3 separate regions of the Homo sapiens genome follow, and all the other regions are linked to region 1. A link is an interaction called in ENCODE POLR2A ChIA-PET data of the cell type or tissue named here. Cell type or tissue: CD4-positive, alpha-beta T cell. All regions are shown on one strand. Each heading gives the region's core, and the rest is flanking DNA. Links, peaks and the distances in the headings are about the cores only. Region 1 overlaps ANKRD55 (ankyrin repeat domain 55). Region 2 has its middle 56 kb from the start of IL6ST-DT. Region 3 has its middle 17 kb from the start of IL6ST-DT.

Region 1 (5,621 bases), core at 387-5,386:
CTTCCTCTGCAATGCCCTCACAAACTCTATCACAGCACTACTCATGGAGCTTCAAAACCATATGTTTACCTGTCTTTCCTCCCACATCAATTGCAATCCCCTCCTGAACGCCTTGCTTTCTCCTCTTTGTACTCTAGGGTCTGGAATATGATGAGTGCTCAATGGATGATTGCTGAATTATCTATTTATTATTGTTATTATCATTATTATTATTATTAATCCTGCAGTCACCTCGGGTTCCATCATGTAACTGTGAAAACATTTCCTATCCTTTTTTTCTAGGACAGTGGTCCTTGACCCTGTCCCCAAAGCTGAACACTCCCTGGAGTTGCCTGCAGCACCAGACAGCTTTGGGCTATGCACGGCTCCACCCTGTCCCTGAAAACTGAGCAAAATGCCAACATGGAATAAAGTTTAACTCCCCTTCATCTCCGAGTCACTGCTGTAGCCCTTCTTTGCCCACTGCTCCCATCTGCTTAGAGGAGGCAGAATAATAGAAGTTACAGGGTCAGCCCTATAGGGTTGAAGTCTAGGCTGTGTCCCTTCCTAGCGTGTGACTTGAGCACTTTTAGAACTCCTCCAAGTCACAAGGTCCTCATTTGTAAAATGAGGATGATAATAGAATGTATCTCACAAGAAAAAGTGATTGTCAGAGTTAAATAAGATTATGCCTACAGCATTTATCCCTATTCCTGACAAAAGTAAGTGTTCCATAAACATAACTCAAAATTATTATCTCGTTGGTTTTACAAATTTCTGCTCAAGTGTTCATGGATAAATAGTTGTTCGCTAATATAAATTTTCATGTTAATTCTACACAGGAATATTTTCTCTGTAAATAATGGCTCCTGAAGTTATTTGATGTTCAGTGTTCAAAAGGATAAAATATAATGGCAAAATATCCACCAGGGAGACTGGAGATTTAATCTCCATCAACTAACATTGCTGAGGTGGCCGCTTCTGCACAGACCATCCACCATGAGATTCACTTAAACAGATGCAAGTTGTTCTTGGCTAATCCTTTTGTTTTTTCTTTTTTTCTTATGCTATTTTGCTCCAACAGAAGACCCTTAAAGTCTAGGAGCATTGCTATAGCAATTCTGGTTCTTTCTTACTAGACTGATAGGCAAAAGATCAAATAATCTTTTTTTGTTAAGGTCTTTTGAGTACTTTACCCTATAAGCTAAATGCTTTACCCTTGTTCTCCAGTTTAATCCTCATGACAAGTGGAAAAGATATACAATTATTTTCACCATTTTGTATATGAAAAAATTGAGGTGTTGAGAGGTAATATCATTTGCCCAATGTCATATAACTGAAAAGTGGGGAAGCAGGGAATCAAGCCTAATTCTGTTTGACCCCAGAGCCCAACCAAGCTCCTATTCATGACACCATCCAGTCAATTTTAAAATGGATTTAAATCACATTTGTGTGTTCCCTTCTATTTTCAGGTATCGAACATCCGTATCTTAAAGTCAGTAGTACATTGATGAATGTTTAACAGCTAGCTTTCCAGGAGAAAAATCTGTGCTTGCTGATTTTTCACGGTGTAAATACACCCACCATGGCTGATTTCAAGACACTAGTGTGATGTCAAACAGTTCACAAAATTTCTGAAAATGTAACCATCAGCTCTCAAGAGCTGGCTCACATGGTCCATGCACACACCACTGCTTTCTGTCCAAGTTAAAGAATAGGTTTCCTGAGTGCATCTACCCCATTCCGTCTTCCAGGTCAATGATTCTCCATCCTGGCTGCACTTGAATCAGCTGGGAGCTGATAAACAGCTGACACCATGCCCCACCTCCAGAGATTCTGATCTAATAACCTGGGATGTGGCCAGGAAAGCAGTATGTTTTCTAGCTTCTTAGATAATTCCTATGTGCAGCCAGGACTGAGAAACTCTGCTTTAGAAGAAAATACTCTACTCATCACCCACTCATTTCATCAAAGATTTGATGAATATATAAGAGATGCCATATCTATATTATTTCCTTTTTTTTCAACTTTAACTTTTATGGGGTGAGTAACCCAGTGTGTTTCTTTATAAAATTTTATTTAAACTAGTACTCTCAAGAAATGATTTCTAGTACCTTTTTCTATCATTTAAACAGTGACTGGTATATAACAGAAATGCAATAAAGTGTAGCTATCATTGTTTTCATTGTTATTGTTACCACCTTAAATTTAGTGATCTGTAACAACTTTGATGATTCTCTTATCCATTGCATTCTGTAATTTGCACTTGGTTGAGTCTCAAGTAATTGATGCAAATATGTTTATCTTCAGGACAAAATTTTCAGCATCTTTCCCCAAACAGACACAAAATCAGGGATCTTCCTTTCACTCGGAACAACCTAGCTCCCCTACCAGATCAAAAATGTAAGTATTATGAATCTTCCGCAGCTTCCTTTGCAAGTGTTAACATATCTAGACACAACTAAATGTTATTTCCGTTTACTTTCATTTTTCTTTTTTTTTTTTTGAGATGGAGTCTTGCGCTGTCGCCCCGGCTAGAGTGCAATGAACATGATCTCAGCTCACTGCAACCTCCACCTCCCAGGTTCAAGCGATTCCCCTGCCTCAGCCTCCCAAGTAGCTGGGATTACAGGCGCCTGCCACCACGCCTGGCTAATTTTTGTATTTTTTTTAGTAGAGATGGGGTTTTGCCATGTTGGCCAGGCTGGTTTCCAACTCCTGACCTCAAGTGATCCACCCACCTCGGCCTCCCAAAGTGCTAGGATTACAGGCGTGAGCCACCACGCCCAGCCCTACTTTCATTTTTCAAGGGAACATCAGGTGCCAACACTTATAAATTACAGGAAAACAGAGACCATCTTTAAAGCTTTTTTTTAAATGCTTATTTTTTTTAAAAAAATAACACTCCCTCCCTTTAGGAATTTTTGTGTTTGAACTATTGAAACAATAACAAGTTTATTTTTACATGTATTATTTAATGTCTTTAGGAAGGTGCTTTAAAAATTCTCTTTTAAGACTGGCCTCCTGATATCAGTTTCCTTACTATACTGGACAGATAGAAATGTACATCGCCTCTGTACTCACAGTCCATGCATTCCTAAGCAGAAAAAAAAATGCAGTTCATCAGGATTACTTTTGGTATTATTGATTTATTTTATATGAAAAAAATTCTCCTAATATAAAATATTAATATACTCCATTGGGCCAGTGATCTTCAAACTTTAGTGTGCCTAAGTATTACCTGGGGTGTTTGTTGTGAAGTAGATTCCTGGGTCCCCCACCCAGAGATTCTGAGTTTGAATATTCTCATATCTATACTCTGAAGCATAATAATAATAAAGCAAGTTTTATTATTATTCCCATTGTAGAGCCAGGAACAAAACTACAGGACACTGAGTCTACTGCCTCATGAAATAAGCAATACTTACTGGATTCTATTTTCTTTTTTTCTTCCAATTGCACCCCACTGCATTTATCACAGACAAACACACACACACACAGCCCCTCCACATCCTCCTAAGTGCAGGTTAGACGATTTAGGAGCTGTCCTATTTCAGATAAGTTTCTCAACCTTTCTGTACTTTAGTTTCCTCACCGTCCATAACAATAGTGCTATTCTAATAAGATTTATCGGAGTACTAAATGAGATAACATATGTAAAACACTTGGCACACTGTTTGCATAGAGTATATATCCAGTATGTCTTTCTCCCCTAGGCTAGGGTTTGAAGGAGACAAACCAAGAGCTCTAGAACTCTTTAGGTAAAAACAATGAAAAATAGGGTCTTAGTACAACTCTGTCTTTTGGCAGATAAGGAAACTAAGAGGTAGAGGGATATGTCCAAGGTCACACAGAGAGTTAGTAGCAGAAACCAAGACCTCTTCCTTGACAGATCAGTTCCTCTGCCCTTTACAGATGTGTGTAAAGTGAACGTTTTGGATGGTGTCAATTCTATCATTGAATGAAATTCAAGCCCGAACCTGTCTTTAAGCAGAACTGTAGCCACAAAAACATCTAGTTAAGGAAAGAGCCACTCAGTCTTGAATGCTGTTGGAGCTTGGAGAAGCCGAAGAGAGGTTTTCTTTGGCAGGGCCCAAGAGCTTTGCTTTTCACAGTTAAGTTTCAGGAGAGAAGGAAAGATAAAGATCTTTGATCAACTTAGCTCTACAAAAAAGAAATGAAAGGGCCCACAGTGCTTTTCTTAAAAGAAGCCTGAGAGCCTTTTGAGGTTTGCATAAAAGCACAGTACAAATGTCTTGGGCCTTCTTTAGAACCTTGTGAGCAGTTTTTGAACATCAACAGCTACTCCACTCCAAGGAAGAGCTCTGCCAGGCACACACAGCCCAATCATGTTTGATCACACTTGGTACAGTCTTCTATGTGTGCATATTTGAAATCCCAGACTTCATGCAGCAAGCCTGAACAGATATATATACAAGATATACATACACAGCTTCTCTCTGCAGTCTAGCTCTCACCAAGACACACTTCTTAGAAATGCCTCGACTCCTAAAACACAATACAATTCTCCTGCCGCCTTCCTGTTAGAGAAGCAAATCTTGAAAGTCTCTTGTTCTATTCTTTCTTCCCAGTTCTATCTGGAGAACCTCTGCGGACAAACCGAGTGCTTCCTGCAATTCCAAGTCAACGAAGACACAGCACAGCAGCAGAAGAGAGTGAACATTCTGCCAACCCCACCAGTGATGAAAATTAACTGTGGGCCACTCGCTGCAGAAATGTAGATGAATATGTATTTTCAACTCTCAAAGGACAAGATTACTCCAGTTTGTAAGAACGAAGACCAATTTAGTAAGCTGCATTCTATAAGCCATCAGTTTTATAACTCGAAATTCTTTATTCCAAATAAAGATACTCCCTAAATAAGCACTTAGAATATTTGGGTGTGCATATTAAGTCTGTGAATTTCTGTGACTTCCACATGCCAAAATTAAAAGACAAAATATGTTATCAGTAGGAAAACTGAGCTATGTTTGGTTTGCTTTGTGGCATGTGCACTGTTTTTTTGTTATTGTTCTTTGGTTGTTTTTTTGCTGAATGATTTTATGTTTTGGGAAAAAAAGTACGCTTTGCTGAATAAAAGCAAAAAACAAAACAAAAAAAAAACCACATCCCAGACAAACATGTCTTCACATTTATTGTCATTCTAACTTGAACTAATGAAACCTATTTAAAAATAAATTCCTATGATCAGTCACAGTTTACGGCTTTTAAATGTACAATCTTCTGCAAAATATTTTTTAACATTGTCAGTTCCTGGCTACAGCCCAAGTCACTTGACAATGTTTATCTCTCTTCTTTGTTATTTAATTATTTCCATATGTCATCATTTTCAGATATGATTGATTGTGCCAACAGGGAGAAGTCATGTGATTTGGAAAGATCTACATCCTGGCCCAACAGAGTTGAATAGGCAGTTCTCACACATTTCTCAAATACTCTACATATTTAACTATTTTTCTGTTTCAAAATAATGGTCTCTTGCCTACTCAAGACTTTCGCAAACTTAAGACTTAGCAAAGTTTTGAATGACTACAACTAACTGCGGATCTTACTAAGATAATTATGTGTTGTTTGGATTGATTTGTGCTAGGGGTCTGCATAAAGTTCAAGGCTTAGCCACA
Region 2 (5,621 bases), core at 277-5,276, 51 kb after region 1:
TGGACTGTTCTACCCCAAGTTGTGTCACTTGATTGTGGTGGTAGTGACAAGCATATGTCAAAACTCATAGAGCCCCCAAAAGTGTGAATTTTACTAGATTTAAATTTTACAAAGTTTTAGACCTCTCTGTTGGTTTCTGATGAGCAGCCTATTTGGGGAACTAGTTCATAGGACTGAGATGGGATCATTCCTTTGACCTTTTCACGGGACTTGCAAAGGGGTGGCTCACTTACTCAGCCTGCAGCACTCAAACTCCTTGCTGGAGGCAGACCACACAGGTAGGTGGGTGCAGGAGCCACAGTGAGTGTCTTTGGGCGCTGGTGGGAAGGAAACCCCTACCAGCCCGTGGCAGCATCTAGGGATTGCCCGTGACCCCTGGAGCCCCAGAGGGTGTGTGTTACAGTGTGTTCCTTTAGCTTTGCCATCTGTGAACAGCTTAAGCATTAACCAGCTTAGTGGAGGGTCAAGGTGACAGCCTTTTATACCCTGCCCTCTTAGTACCTAAGTTCTTGTCTGGCATCCAGGAAGAATCAGGTCACATAAACAGATTGAAGGGTAGTGTACAAGGAGGATTTTATTGAGTGGTGGAAGTGGCTCTCAGTGAGAAAGGGAGCTGGAAGGGGGATGGAGTGGGAAGATAATCTTCCCCTGGAGTTCGGCCATCCTCAGCCAAATTCTTCCCCAAAGTCCCACCCATCAAACCATCCCTCTGAAGTCAAACTGCTTTTCTCCGATGTCCAGCTGCTTCTTCTCTTCTCTCCTTCTCTGCCACTCTGCTCTGCTCCTCTGCCAGTGACCCTTGGGGTTTTTATGGGTACAGGATTGGGGGGTGTGGTGGGCCAGGGTGGTTTTGAAAAGGCAACGTTTGGGCAAGAAAACAGGAATGCATGCTCTCATTTAGGGCTGTGGGTCCAGGCTTGAGAGTAGAGCCCTTTCCAGGGACCCCATCCTTTTCTACCTAGTATTTCCCTGCCTCCTGTCCATATCAGGATGATGTTAGACAACCTAGTTATTCTTTAATCCATTCAAGTTACACTTTGGACACTCGGGACTCATTGACTTATCATTACTATTTATCTGGTCATTATCATAGCATTTGAATATTTTCCACAGAGTAGAGGTACAAAAGTAATCTGGCATGCTGACACAACACATATGGTATGTATTTGAGTATATGACAGACCACAGGGCATTGGCTACATAATGGTTTTGTTCTAGTGTTTGCCAAGCTGAAATCACCACACCATATGTAGTGACTTTAGAATTTTCTTTAAAATGAGTTATACTTTATCTCATCAAATTAATCTTGATCCATTGATATGAAAGTCATTCCCACTGATGTGATCAAAATACAATCTATGAATTTAGCACAAAACATGTTGAACAACTGAAACATGTTTAACAAAACATAATGTTTAGCAACTGATTTTTAAGATCAGTCCTGCTATAGTTTGAATATCTATCCTCTCCAAAGCTTGTGTTGTAATTTTTTTTTTTTTTTTTTTTTTTTTTTGAGACGGAGTTTCACTCTTATTGCCCAGGCTGGAGTGCAATCATGCAATCTCAGCTCACCACAACCTCTGCCTCCCGGGTTCAAGCGATTATCATGCCTCAGCCTCCCAAATAGCTGGGACTACAGGTGTGTGCCACCACGCCCAGCTAATTTTTTGTATTTTTAGTAGAGATGGGGTTTCACCAGGTTAGCCAGGATGGTCTCAATCTCCTGACCTCATGATCCACCCGACTTGGCCTCCCAAAGTGCTGGGATTACAGGTGTGAGCCACCACACCTGGCCTCGTGTTGTAATTTAATCCCCAATGTGACAGTATTGAGAGCTGAGGCCTTTAAGAGGTGCTTGGGTCAAGAGGGATTAATGGATTAATGGACTAATGGATCAACAAGTTTTCATGAGAGGGGACTGGTGGCTTTACAAGAAGAGGAAGAAGATGAGCTAGCATGCTCAGCCCCTGTACCACCTCAGGACTCTGCAGAGAGTCCCCATCAGCAAGAAGGCCCTCACCAGATTCAGCCTCTTGACTTTGGACTTGTCAGCCTCAGGCTTGACCTTCTTGCCAGCCTTATAAGAAATAAGTTCATGGCCGGGCGCGGTGGCTCACGCCTGTAATCCCAGCACTTTGGGAGGCCGAGGCGGGCGGATCACGAGGTCAGGAGATCGAGACCATCCCGGCTAAAACGGTGAAACCCCGTCTCTACTAAAAATACAAAAAATTAGCCGGGCGTAGTGGTGGGCGCCTGTAGTCCCAGCTACTTGGGAGGCTGAGGCAGGAGAATGGCGTGAACCCGGGAGGCGGAGCTTGCAGTGAGCCGAGATCCCGCCACTGCACTCCAGCCTGGGCGACAGAGCGAGACTCCGTCTCAAAAAAAAAAAAAGAAATAAGTTCATTTCTTATAATTGTAAAAAATAAATTCCTTTTTTTAAATCAACTACCCAGCTTCATGTATTCTGGTATAAGCAACAGAAAACAGACAAAGATAAACCCCAAATAAAAAACAAATAAACAAAAAAATCCAGAAGCTTTTATGTGATAAAGCTAATGATCCTAACCAACTCCAGTGAAGATCATTTTGGTTCTTTTCATAAAGTTCAATACCTATTTTATAGAAAAGAAAAGAGGTTAACTTAGACAAGATTCAAAGTGAGTAGATAGCATATTTTATAATAGACTCCTCATAGAATCATGGATCTCTTTGTGAAAATTTACAACTATGGAAAACATTAAAATAATGTGCAGATATTTATGTATATAACCAGCCTCACTGATTACCATCTAACTCGTGTTTAATCTCACTTAAAAAAAAAAAAGCATATCCTGCTGTGGCTGATCATCCACTCAAAACAACATGACTAAAATTCAAATAGAAACTCCCACATAAAATAAGAAGAAAAGAAACAAAAAGTAGGCAATGTTTAGATTGGAAGATAAAGATAATTTCAACTGTGGAACAAAGGAAACAAACAAAGATCTCTCCATGCCTTGAGGTAGATCCTATCTGATGTTTCTACCCCCTTAGGTATACTTTCTACTTTGCAATTCTCCTTGCTTGCTCTATTTTCAAACTATTTCTGTTAATATTATTGCTTTGCTTCCTCCTTACTTTGCAAACAATAGCTGCAACTCTTTCTGAGACACTCTGTTCACATTGCTTCTTTTTTTAGAGCTGCTTGTGCCTGAGAGGAAATGGAGCTACAAGTGTTTCCTTTCCACTCAAAACTTGCATTTTTTTTTGTAGTGGGGGAGATAGCTGAGGCTTATAATTTGCTCCAGACAGTTTGAGATAGCACTGAGTTTTCCAATATGCCTCTCTTGAAGTCCTTGTGTTATAAATTATTTATAAATTTTATCACAACTTCCAGGAAGCAAACTAAGTAAATTCTCCTGAAGCCAGATGGCTCAGCAGACTTTTCAGATGTTGCTGCTCTCTTGCAGCCTCCTGCTTCTGTTGCCCCACATCTCAAAAATGCATCCAACTAGAAAGTGCACAAAAAGCTCATCATTTCACAGGTTCCCAGCAAAAGTTCCTCCCCCATGAAGGAATATACAAGAAGGAAAAAAGTAATTTGACCCTGTCTTAAGCTTAAAACAGTGACAGCAGTCCTCCAACTTTCTCACCTAAGTGCCTCTAGGTAGGAATGCACAGCCCTGGGGACCTAGAGCATATCCCGACATTCTGTTTAATAATATACAATTGGCACTCCATATCCATGGGTTCTGCATCCATGAATTCAACCAACTGCCAATGGAAAATGTTCCAGGGGAAAAAAATGGTTGGCTGCTAGGCGCGGTGGCTCACGCCTGTAATTCCATCACTTTGGGAGGCCGAGGCAGGTGGATCACGAGGTCAGGAGTTCGAGACCAGCCTGGCCAATATGGTGAAACCCTGTCTCTACTAAAAATACAAAAATTAGCCAGGCATGGTGGTGGGTGCCTGTAATCCCAGCTACTCAGGAGGCTGAGGCAGAGAATTGCTTCAACTCAGGAGGCAGAGGCTGCAGTGAGCCGAGATCACGCCACTGCACTCCAGCCTGGGCAACAGAGCAAGACTGTCTCAAAAAAAAAAAAAAAACAATGGCTGCATCTGTACTGTGTACTGAACATGTAGGTACCTTTTTTTCTTCTTATTATTTCTAAACAATATAGCATAACAACTGTTTGCATAGCATTTGCATTGTATCAATACAAGAGGATCTGCATAGATTGCATGCAAATACAACACCACTTTATATTAGGGACTTGAGCATCATGGATTTTAGTATGCATAGGGGGTACTGGAACCAATCTCCATCATGGATATTGAGTAACAACTGTATATCTATGGTTTAAAATAAAAATGACATTGGGAGATTTGCAAAAATTTGATAGTAAAAAATGACTCTTCAGGAAAGTTGCTATGTTTATTGTATGAATCAGAATTCTTTTGGTTGTGACAGACCATATTTTGAACTTAAATACGATCTTAAATACCTTAGAAAGAAAAGGGCACCTCTTGTTTCATATAAGCAGGAAGGACAAGGGAAAGGATGATTGAAAAGCCTACGAGCAGCCGGGTGCGGTGGCTCATGCCTGTAATCCCAGCACTTTGGGAGGCCAAGGCGGGTGGATCACAAGGTCAGGAGATCAAGACCATCCTGGCTAACACAGTGAAACCCTGTCTCTACTAAACATACAAAAAATTAGTCAAGCGTGGTTGCGAGTGCCTATAGTCCCAGCTACTCGGGAGGCTGAGGCAGGAGGATGGTGTGAACCCAGGATGTGGAGCTTGCAGTGAGCTGAGATCGCGCCACTGCGCTCCAGCCTGGGCGAAAGAGCAAGACTCCGTCTCAAAAAAAATAAAAATAAAAATATTTGTAGGCCAGGTGCAGTGGCTCACGCCTACAATCCCAGCACTTTGGGAAGCTGAGGCGGGCAGATCACGAGGTCAGGAGTTCAAGACCAGCCTGGTCAACATGGTGAAACCCTGCCTGTACTAAAAATACAAAAAATTAGCCGGGCATGGTGATAGGCGCCTGTAGTCCCAGCTACTCAGGAGGCTGAGGCAGACGAATCACTTGAACCTGAGAGGCAGAGGTTGCAGTAAGCCAAGCTTGAGCCACTGCACTCCAACCTGGGCAACACAGCTAGACTTCGTCTCAAAAAGAAAAAAAAAAGAAAAAAAGAAAAGCTTATGACCACAAGAAAACTTTTCCTCTCCACTTCTTTTTTGTTTCTTTACACAAGCAGTGGATTTGTGGGCCCATATTTCAGTTTTAATTAATTAAAAGAATTAATATAATATACATATGCAAACATACCCATCATATTTAGAAGATTCAAGTTGTGTATTAAAACAGTAGGGTGCAAAGGAACAACTCCCCCAAAAGGAGGGGAAGAGCACAGACACAGCCCTGGGGGGAACTGTTCTGAGCTAAAACCAGGTTGTTTTTAGCTTGTGGCTTCAGGAATTTCCAGGCATAAAGCCCCACAGTCCGAAGAATATATTTTACATCAGTTTGAGAAATACAGACATATGCCATATGTCATATAGGCCTCAGAGGGTTTCAAATGTGATGTCCTATAAATGAATTCTCTAGTGAAGAACTGCCTTGGTTCTCTGATAATGAG
Region 3 (5,621 bases), core at 206-5,205, 90 kb after region 1:
GGAGGTGGGGGGGTCAGCCCCCCACCCGGCCAGCCGCCCTGTCCGGGAGGTGAGGGGCGCCTCTGCCCAGCCGCCCCTACTGGGAAGTGAGGAGCCCCTCTGCCTGGCCAGCCACCCCGTCCAGGAGGGAGGTGGGGGAGTCAGCCCCCCACCCGGCCAGCCGCCCCATCCGGGAGGGAGGTGGGGGGGTCAGCCCCCAACCCGGCCAGCCGCCCCGTCCAGGAGGGAGGTGGGGGTGTCAGCCCCATGTCCGGGAGGGAGGTGGGGGGGTCAGCCCCCCGCCCGGCCAGCCGCCCCATCCGGGAGGTGAGGGGCGCCTCTGCCCAGCCGCCCCTACTGGGGAGTGAGGAGCCCCTCTGCCGGGCCAGCCACGCCGTCCGGGAGGGAGGTGGGGGGCTCAGCCCCCCGCCCGGCCAGCCGACCCGTCCGGGAGGTGAGGGGCGCCTCTGCCCGGCCGCCCCTACTGGGAAGTGAGGAGCGCCTCTGCCCAGCCAGCCGCCCCGTCCGGGAGGGAGGTGGGGGGGGTCAGCCCCCCGCCCGGCCAGCCGCCCCGTCCGGGAGGGAGGTGGGGGGGTCAGCCCCCCGCCCGGCCAGCCGCCCCGTCCGGGAGGTGAGGGGCGCCTCTGCCCGGCCACCCCTACTAGGAAGTGAGGAGCCCCTCTGCCCAGCCACCACCTCGTCTGGGAGGTGTACCCAACAGCTCATTGAGAACGGGCCGGGATGACAATGGCGGTTTTGTGGAATAGAAAGGGGGGAAAGGTGGGGAAAAGATTGAGAAATCGGATGGTTGCCATGTCTGTGTAGAAAGAAGTAGATGTGGGAGACTTTTCATTTTGTTCTGTACTAAGATAAATTCTTCTGCCTTGGGATCCTGTTGATCGGTGACCTTACCCCCAACCCTGTGCTCTCTGAAACATGTGCTGTGTCCACTCAGGGTTAAATGGATTAAGGGCGGTGCAAGATGTGCTTTGTTAAACAGATGCTTGAAGGCAGCATGCTTGTTAAGAGTCATCACCACTCCCTAATCTCAAGTACCCAGGGACACAAACACTGCGGAAGGCCGCAGGGTCCTCTGCCTAGGAAAACCAGAGACCTTTGTTCACTTGTTTATCTGCCAACCTTCCCTCCACTATTGTCCTATGACCCTGCCAAATCCCCCTCTGCGAGAAACACCCAAGAATGATCAATAAAAAAAATAAAAATTAAAAAAAAAAAAAAAACCATTAGATGGTGTGAGACTTATTCACTATAATGAGAACAGCATGGGAAAGACCTGCCCCCATGATTCAATTACCTCCCACCAGATCCTTCCCACAGCACATGGGAATTATGGGAGCTACAAATCAAGATAAGGTTTGGGTGGAGACACAGCCAAACCATATCACCTCCTCTTCAGAATTCAATTTCATGTACTTTCTGAAGCACCAATCTGTTATTATTATATACTTCCTTCTACTGCTTTTTCTCATGTCAAAGTGCCTTATCATGTGTATGTTCCTGGCACCTGACGTTGAGCATGGCACTCCACAGATGCTAAGTAAATGTTTGCTATAGATGGAGATTGTGTTGATCTATGGAAATGAGGGATTGGGTGAAGTACCAGTTGTTGCCGCTGCTAACAACAACCGCATTCCCAGGTCACAGTGGGACCTTTGGCTGTGATCACCTTGGCACGTCCTGCCTTAATTATAACTCTAATTCTGGCCAGGTGCAGTGGCTCACTCCTGTAATCCCAGCACTTTGGGAGGCCAAGGCGGGCGGATCACGAGGTCAGGAGATCAAGACCATCCTGGCTAACGTGGTGAAACCCCGTCTCTACTAAAAATACAAAAAATTAGCTGGGCGTGGCGGTGGGCGCCTGTAGTCCCAGCTACTCGGGAGGCTGAGGCAGGAGAATGGTGTGAACCCGGGCGGCAGAGCTTGCAGTGAGCCGAGACTGAGCCACTGTACTCCAGCCTGGGAGACAGAGCAAGACTCTGTCTCAAAAAAAAAAATAAATTATAACTCTAATTCTGCTGTGGCCTAACTAGAGTTAAACAACTTTATGACAACTATTAGCCAGACACTCGAGGCACAAACATATTTTGCTCTCCTTTTCTTTCCCCATTGAGAAGATACAGGTTACCAGGTAAATGCCTGGTCACTCCTCAAGTTAGGACATTATTGTACTAAGGGAGGTCTGCGTGGTGAGTAGGAAATGGAGTTGCCCGGCCAGCATCAGCGCCCAAAGTCCTTTTCTGTATTTGCTCTCTTTGGAACTGGATACCACCAATGGAGTTGTGTTTGGTGGCAGGAAGCTGAGCATGTGAGGTTGCAACCAGAAGTTGCAGTATAGCTTAGTGTTTGAGGATGTGGGTTTTACAATCAGATCTCCTGGATTTGACTCTTGGTAGAGACTCCTGTCTAATTACAATCGTAGGCAAGTCATTTGACTTCTCTGACTCTCACTTTCCTCATCTGTAAAATGGGGATAATAATCAGACCAGCTTTATTTGCTGATATGAGAAATAGATAAGATCATATATGTAAAATGCTTAGCATCTTGCCTGACACATAGTAAGCATTTGATAAATGGTAGTTTTTATTAGTGACTCAGCCTTTCTGTGGCTCAGTGCTGGCTTCTTCCCTCCTGCTTGTGATTGTGGGAGGTGAAGGGCCTTACACTTCCCTGCTCATAGGCAGGGCAGTTAGTGAATAGTGTAGAGGAAACTGGGGTTTCAGGTGCAGCTAGAGAGAGCAGGCTTTGCCCTGGCTTTCTGCCTGCCCAACAGCTGTGATTTAGCATCTGAATATAAAAACTGCCAGTATCCTCCTTAGCACACCACCACCACCTCCGCAGCCTGCCACCTTCTCACTCATAGTAATACACAAAGCTAGGATGTTCTCCAAGAGTTGACATTAACTCTTAACATCTGCCCAGCACTTTACAGTTTAGAAAGCCCTTTCCCATCTCTTCTCCCATTTGGCCCTCATACTATCCTTCTGCAGTAGTCAGGGACAGCTGTTGTTAGTCACATTTTACTGATTAGGAAAGTGAAATTCAGAATGATTATGTGATTTGCCAAAGGCTGCATAGTCAGGAAGTTACAGAGCTCAAATAGAGATGTTCTGACTCCGACTTAGTCATCTGCCCACCCCGTCACAGCCCAAATGCCCTCCATGTGGAATGAGGTTTTCCAAATAAAAGCATGATGTGTATGTTCTACATGTAAGATTATTTCAGCAAAATTGTAGAAATGTGAAATACTTCTTACCTCCCTCTCCAGGACCCGTTGCTTAATGTTCAAGTATGTATATGGGTCTCAGGAAAATGAGAGGACAGACCTGTCTTTCAGTTAGTTGTCTAAAAATATTTATTGTCATGCTTTAACCCTAAGCAGTAGTCATATCCTATTTAACCTGAGTGTTTGCCCTAATCTCTCATGTTTATTCAAACAAAAGGTATCCATATTTGACTTTATATAATGATTTTTTTTTTGAGATGGAGTTTCGCTCTTGTTGCTCAGGCTGGAGTGCAACAGTGTGATCATGGCTCACTGCAACCTATGCCTCTCTGGCTCAAGTGATTCTCCTGCCTCAGCCTCCCAAGTAGCTGAGACTACAGGTGCCCGCCACCACGCCCAGCTAATTTTTTTGTATTTTTAGTAGAGACTGGGTTTCACCATGTTGGCTAGGCCAGTCTCGAACTCCTGACCTCAGGTGATCCGACCGCCTCGGCCTCCCAAAGTGCTGGTATTACAGGCGTGAGCCACCGCGCCCGGCCTATATAATGATTCTTTTCCTCCCCTTCACATTCAAGAAAGGAATCTGACATGCTTATGAAAATTGAAAACAGAAAACAAGATCAGATAGAAAGCTTTGGAGAGCTGGGGTCAAACTGAGTGTGAATTCACTGTAAAAGGGAAGGATCGAAAGCCCTGTTTGCAGTAGAGAATCTTAATGGTGTGGACTGTGTTGGGCAAGCAGCTCTGGTTAAGGACACTAACGCTTGTGCAGAAGTTTTGTTTTCAGATTGGCAGAAATTAAAGATGTGGCCATGAAGGAAACAATCTTAGTCTCTGGGTCATCCACACTCATTAACTGTAAGTGATAGAAAGGGCCTGAGCTTCAGTGTCATACAAATGTGAATTAGAATCCTGGCTCTGACATTTACCCACTGTGTGACCTTGAGCAAGTTCCCTAGTGTCTCTGAGCTTTGATTTCATCTGTAAAATGGGACAGTAGTGCCACTTTCCAGATGGTCGAAGGGATTAAGTGACATGATTTAAGTAGAATGCCTGGCATGTAATGGGTGATTAATAATAAATGGCAGATATTATTTATTATCCTAAGCAATTAACAAGAATTATATGATGGCAATGTTTTCTAAACAATACCTTTACAGATTAATAATATCATTAAAATGACAAAAATCCATTGGTGATTCTTAGCCTGAACAATCTCTCTGTGTCCTCCATCAAGCTTAGTTATCAAGAACTTCAGTTATTTGCCCGCAAGCCTCTGTGTCTCCATGTGATAGGTCACCATAGGATTTAATGTCAGATTCAGGCTGCTTCAACGCTCAGTCCTATTTCACATTTACTTGAAATAGTGGTTTATCATTTTTTTGCTGTTTTTTTCTTTTTGAGACAGAGTCTCGCTCTGTCTCCCAGGCTGGAGTACAGTGGTGTGATCTTGGCTCACTGCAACCTCCACCTTCTGGGTGCAAGTGATTCTCCTGCCTCAGCCTCCCAAGTAGCTGGGATTATAGGCACCAGCTATCATGTCCAGCTAATTTTTGTATTTTTAGTAAAGATAGGGTTTCACCATGCTGGCCAGGCTGACCTCAAGTAATCCACCCGCTTCGGCCTCCCAAAGTGCTGGGATTACAGGCATGAGCCACCGTGCCTGGCCAAAACAGTGGTTTATCATCTTGATCCTGCCATTAACTAATTGTTTGAACCAGAAACTAATTGAAACCAAGTCCCAATGTCTTCAGTGAAACAAACTGCAGTGTGTGTGTGTGTGTGTGTGTGTGTGTGTGTGTGTGTGTGTGTGTAAAATAAAGGTCTGGGCCAGGCGCAGTGGCTCACGCCTGTAATCCCAGCACTTTGGGAGGCCAAGGCAGGCGGATTACCTGAGGTTGGGAGTTCAAGACCAGCCTGACCAACATGGAGAAACCCTGTCCCGACTAAAAATACAAAATTAGCCAGTCGTGGTGGCAGGCACCTGTAATCCCAGCTACTCAGGAGGCTGAGGCAGGAGAATTGCTTGAACCCGGGAGGCAGAGATTGCGGTGAGCCAAGATTGCACCATTGCACTCCAGCCTGAGCAACAAGAGTGAAACTCCGTCTCAGGGGAAAAAAAAAAGGTCTGACATTTAGGCTTTCATTATTATTTTGAGACTCCAAACCACAGATCCCCACTAAGTTATCCTAGTTTACTAGTCAGTCCATAAGTCTTCCATGATTAAACTTACTAGTAATGATAATCATAACAACAATAATAATATACCTTAAAAATTATAAAATATTTTTCCATGTCTAGCACTTTTACATATATTATCTTATTTAGATTTCATAACAACTTATTGAAAGAGATTGTATTTCCATTTTACAGATAAGGAAATGGAGGTTCAGGTG

What was found. Peaks named below come from ENCODE experiments on the same cell type or tissue, not always from the same donor. Only the 100,000 strongest peaks of a DNase experiment are listed, where the experiment ranks them.
Region 2: POLR2A ChIA-PET joins it to region 1 with 12 read pairs; 12 of 35 experiments call an interaction of 5 or more read pairs at or near these places.
Region 3: POLR2A ChIA-PET joins it to region 1 with 11 read pairs; 10 of 35 experiments call an interaction of 5 or more read pairs at or near these places.

The regions. Positions count from the first base shown.
Region 1 is chr5:56,099,255-56,104,875 of GRCh38, reverse strand. ANKRD55 (ankyrin repeat domain 55) reads left to right here. Exons shown (of 12, transcript NM_024669.3): 11 at 2,290-2,382; 12 at 4,572-5,196. The coding sequence ends at 4,693. Among named protein-coding and RNA genes, the nearest start is that of IL6ST-DT, 110 kb to the right of the region's middle. In CD4-positive, alpha-beta T cell, for the core only: no CTCF peak of the experiment used is centred there; DNase peaks (open chromatin) are centred at 2,487 and 4,244; H3K4me3 peaks cover 848 bases; H3K27ac peaks cover 2,856 bases.
Region 2 is chr5:56,048,405-56,054,025 of GRCh38, reverse strand. No RefSeq gene overlaps it. Among named protein-coding and RNA genes, the nearest start is that of IL6ST-DT, 56 kb to the right of the region's middle. In CD4-positive, alpha-beta T cell, for the core only: no CTCF peak of the experiment used is centred there; a DNase peak (open chromatin) is centred at 3,055; H3K4me3 peaks cover 1,202 bases; H3K27ac peaks cover 2,287 bases.
Region 3 is chr5:56,009,507-56,015,127 of GRCh38, reverse strand. No RefSeq gene overlaps it. Among named protein-coding and RNA genes, the nearest start is that of IL6ST-DT, 17 kb to the right of the region's middle. RefSeq lists a silencer at 2,614-2,663 and enhancers at 2,794-2,923, 3,074-3,143. In CD4-positive, alpha-beta T cell, for the core only: no CTCF peak of the experiment used is centred there; DNase peaks (open chromatin) are centred at 2,327 and 2,657; H3K27ac peaks cover 1,307 bases.